Regions from separate parts of the Homo sapiens genome. Here region 2 is linked to region 1. The links are chromatin loops, found by intact Hi-C in ENCODE. Cell type or tissue: B cell. All regions are shown on one strand.

Region 1 (2,500 bases):
CGCTTGTAATCCCAGCATTTTGGGAGGCCGAGGTGGGCGGATCACGAGGTCAGGAGATCGAGACCATCCTGGCTAACACAGTGAAACTCTGTCTCTACTAAAAATACAAAAAATTAGCTGGGCGTGGTGGCGGGCGCCTGTAGTCCCAGCTACTCGGGAGGCTGAGGCAGGAGAATGGCATGAACCCGGGAGGCGGAGCTTGCAGTGAGCTAAGATTGTGCCACTGCACTCCAGCCTGGGCAACAGAGTGAGACTCCATCTCAAAAAAAATAAAAATAAAAATAAAAAATAAAAAATAAAAAAAAGGAAGTATAATTGGTACAGATTGGGAAGAATTTGGCAATATTTATTAAAATTTTAAAAACACATATGCTTTGACCTGGCAATTCTACTTCTAGGTATACTTGTACACTTGCATAGCAAAGATTGAAAGGAACTTAAAATATCCATCAAAATAGCACAAATTAAATTGCTGAACCAATCAGTTACATTTATACAAAAGGAATATTTTGTATTCCTTTTGTAAATTGATCAATTATATTTATACAAAAGGAGTATTTTTGCAAACCATTTCAAAGAAAAGTAACCCCAGTAACAATATGAAAAGACTGCCAAGATATACTGCTAAGCAAAGAAAAGCACAGTAAAAAGACCAGGTATGAATATATATGCATATGTACAGACTACTCCTGGGAGTAACAAGAGAATGCAACAGCAATTGCCTCTGGGGAGAACTAGGTAGCTGGGCAGAGGATGAATATTTTACTGCATAATGTATATATACTATTATGTATTACAAAAGTATGTAACTGTTTTTAAAGTTCCTGAAAATCATTCAATAAGCATAACATGTGAAGTGATGATAAAAATGATGAATGTAAATTAATATACTAAAGGAGAATGTAAATAAAAATAAGGTTTTGTAATAAATGAGAAAAATAAACAATAAGAGTTCTAAAGAAATAGTATGTAGTTTAATACTGAAATATTAAAATTTACCGGTGTCCCACAAAAAATGTAACAATAACTACTATATTAAATACTACTATACTATACTTACTTGAGTCCTTTTAGGAATCAAATTTAACGTTTTCAACAATTTCCTGTAAGGGGGGGAAATACAGACGTAAAGATTTGTGTCTGTATAAACCAACCAATATAGAGAAATAATTAAATCTTCATTAATTGTATAAACAGAACTCTCAGGCCAAACTCGCTTCAAACACACTCTTGAAAATAGAAGATATCATTTTGGCCACCAGAGGCCACCCAAGTTTCATAAGAACAAAATTATAATAACAGAATTCTAGTCCTAGAAGTCTAGTCTAGAATTTTGCCAGTTGAGAGCTGGGCAGGTCATCTCTCTTATCCTTATCTCTGAGATTGTACTAGATGTTTAAGGTTGTTTTTAGCTGTTATTGTAAACAATGACTTCAAAATACCTCCATAGTTTAGTATGATGAAAATTACCATCTCCTATGGTAATTAGAAGACAGAATACACTAATATCACCTTATATTCAAATGGAAACTTGCAATTTTCTTTTTCTTTCTTTTCCTTAGACAAGGTCTCACTCTGTTGCCCAGGCGGGAATGCAGTGGGGCAAACACACCTCACTGTAGCCTTGACCTCCTGGGCTCAAGTGATCCTCCCGACTCAACCTCCCTAGTAGCTGGAACCACAGGCATACCACCACACCTGGCTAATTTTATTTTTTATCAAGTCATGGTCTTACTATGTTGCCCCCATGCTAGAACCTTGTAATTTTTAAAGGATTTAAAAATAGCTGATAAGTACAGCAAGCTTCCTGATTAGCGGCATATGTTGTTTATGATATTATCCAGGCTTAGGAAATTGACCAATCAGTTACATTTATACAAAGGTGTTCAGACTCCCAGTGAGTGATCATGTTACCTGCCACATCATCACTACATCTCCTCATATCAGTGCAGTTTCGATGGTACTCCAGAAAAGTTATCTAAGCCAACAAGATATTCAAACTGAAGAATCAACAGAACAATAGAAGGACCCTCTACATCACAATTAGGCAAAGAACAGAATTAGAACTCAGTGTGGAGAATACAAGCTTCATTCAGAAGTGCGCTAATAACTGGTTATGGATTATAAAAATCTCTTTCTCTTATGCCATATTCAATGAAGACGGTATGTTTAATATACCATCATGGGATATTTAATTCCAGAAAGAAAAGAAGCCTTTCTTAGAGCACTCCACTGGGCTATCCAACCACTGTTATGTTAACTTCAACTGAGGGCTGAGAGATTATGGAGGACTTGCACTCTAAGCAAAAGTGTCATGGAAATTGAGAAAACAAAGTCATAGGCAATATCCTTCTGTCAAACCATTAACACTCTGAATCCAAAGTCAAGATAATGGATCTGTTTTTTCATTTTAACCAAACTGGTTATAGTAGCAACTTAGGCTATAGTAACTCTGCATTCCAATCTAGTCAGTTTCCATTATTAAATACACTCAGGATAA
Region 2 (2,500 bases), 1.1 Mb after region 1:
GAAAGCAGCACTCCTAATGTAGTTCTTTAATGCCTAGTGTTTTCCTTAAATGCTCAATTTTTTTGATGCAATATATTTTAATCTAACCTGCAGGATTTAAGACAGGATTTGAGATCGGTCCTTGCTGTGTTTCTGGTGTCACATAGAATGGTTTCTTAAGGTAAAACCATATCCACAACATATTAATTCTTAATTATATTTGAATTAAATAAAACTTTAAATCTATGTTAAATTATATAAACTGGTTACATGAGTTCAGGTGTATTTTCAAACTTAGAAATATAACTTGGGTTGATGATCCAGTAGAAGTCTTGCATTTATAAACCATGCATGTAAAATATATGTCCTTTAATATAAATGATCAACTTTGAAAAGAAGCCCAGGATTTCTTCACTTATACATGTAGATCTCTAAATTTTTAAATTCCAAGCAAGTTTGTTATTCACTTTTAAGGACTCATTTGACATTATATTGTGGACAAAAAGGTTTTTTTACAATTTATTCTAGATTTGGGGGGTACATGTGCAGGTTTGTTACATGGATATGTTGTGCAATGCTGAGGTCTGGGCTTCAATTGAACCCGTCACCCAAATAGTGAACATAGTACCCACTAGATAGTTTTTCATTCCTTTCTCTCCTCCTTCTTTCCCTCCTCACTTTTGGAGTACCCAGTGTCTAGTGTTTCCATCTTTATGTTCATGAGTACCCACTTGTAAGTGAGAACATGTGGTATTTGATTTTCTGTTTCAGCGTTAATTCACTTAAGATAATGGCTCCAGCTGCATCCAGGTTGCTTCAAATGACATGATTTCATTCTGAAAAAGGTTTTCTACAATACAATTGTAGAAGGAAATTTACTGCACCATCTATTTGTATTTATCAAGTTAAATATACACCTGCAAGATTTAAATTCAAATTTAGAATAATTTATTTTACAGCTCTAAATATAAATAAAAGATTAAAATTCAGCTGATGGTTTGTGTTTCAGAAAAATAAAACACTAATGAAAAAACAGAACTAAATAATTCCTTTTGGTAAGAATGCTGTTTTCAAAACTCAGAGAGGCAGAGTAATACTCTGTTCTTTCACTAGTATATTTTCTCAGCTTCAGAGCAATATTATATTGCCCTCTAATGGATTTTTTGAACCACTACAAACCACTACATGATAAAAAGAAAATAAGAAAAAGAACATATTTCAAAGGTGATAACAAATTTCCAAGAGCTATGACTAAGTTCAATTCTAACTACTATTGGTATGATGCTTTATTCATAATGATTTTAAAAAACAATGTCATAATTTTGTAAATTGTATACACTCAGGTTGAAGTTTACTTTCATAAAGCCAAAGTCACTTGATAGTCTTTGCAATTAGAGAATAATTAGCTCTGCCAATACAATGTTTTCATTATTTTGTTATCATATAAATAAATAACAATGTATTCATTGTACCTACAGCCTTAAGTAATTATATGGCAGCTAAATGATAGAATTTCCATAGGTTTTTTCTCTTTCCTTAAATTGGTAAATTTATAAGTCTGCACATATTGTTAACTATACTTTTATATTTTCAAATATTGCTGAAATTGAAAGGACAAAAAGTTAAGTCAAGGGTGTGTTTTTCATGGAGTCAGTTTTGGGCCACAGCTTGATTTTACCTTTGATCACAGAGGTAAAAGCATGTTGATGGATAAATGTAAACCTATTATCAATACAAGGGGAAAGGAGGAGCCTCCTTCTTGTATTTTAAGGTGTGGGATTATATATGATAAATATTTTATTGTATAGTTTATACTAGTAACTTGCTTTTAAATTTAATATAAGCACAAAAATTCATGTGATTGCTAATTCTTATTTTCTACCAACATTTTGCTTTTAACTTATTGATAGACTCTATTTTCATTTTCTTTAGAGACTGAATTTTGCTCTGTTGCCCAGGCTGGAGTGCAGTGGTGGGATCTCGGCTCACTGCAACCTCCGCCTCCCAGGTTCAAATGATTTTCCTGCCTCAGCCTCCTGAGTAGCTGGGATTACAGGCAAATGCCACCATGCTCAGCTAATTTTTGTATTTTTAGTGGAGACAGGGTTTCACCATGTTGGTCAGGCTGTTCCTGAACTGCTGACCTCAAGTGATCCTCCCGCCTTGGCCACCCAAAGTGCTGGGATTACAGGCATGCAACACCATGCTGGCTAATTTTTGTATTTTTAGTAGAGGCGGGGTTTCACCATATTGGCCAGGCTGGTCTTGAACTCCTGACCTCAAGCAATCCGCCCACCTCGGCCACCCAAAGTGCTGGGATTACAGGCATGAGCAACCGCGCCCAACTATTTTCATTTTCTTTAAGTGAATACAAGATACATTTTGATAAAAAGGCTTTATCAGTACATTCCCCCACCACCACCAAAAAAAGGTATCAGCATGACTAATTCATTTTATATGTCTCATTGATACATGTACGTGTGTGTACACACACACACACATTATTTTTGCTTTGAGACTT

Evidence for each region. Peaks named below come from ENCODE experiments on the same cell type or tissue, not always from the same donor. Only the 100,000 strongest peaks of a DNase experiment are listed, where the experiment ranks them.
Region 2: a loop joins it to region 1, with 8 times the contacts of the local background. A loop is called at or near these places in 15 of 110 quality-filtered maps.

What each region holds. Positions count from the first base shown.
Region 1 is chr12:42,331,263-42,333,762 of GRCh38, reverse strand. All of the region lies in intron 1 of PPHLN1 (periphilin 1), which reads right to left. Among named protein-coding and RNA genes, the nearest start is that of PPHLN1, 6.3 kb to the right of the region's middle. In B cell, a CTCF peak has its summit at 1,283 (motif pointing right); a DNase peak (open chromatin) is centred at 1,262; H3K27ac peaks cover 1,039 bases.
Region 2 is chr12:41,263,097-41,265,596 of GRCh38, reverse strand. The region is part of intron 3 of PDZRN4 (PDZ domain containing ring finger 4); the gene reads right to left. Among named protein-coding and RNA genes, the nearest start is that of PDZRN4, 76 kb to the right of the region's middle. In B cell, a CTCF peak has its summit at 1,127; no DNase peak of the experiment used is centred here.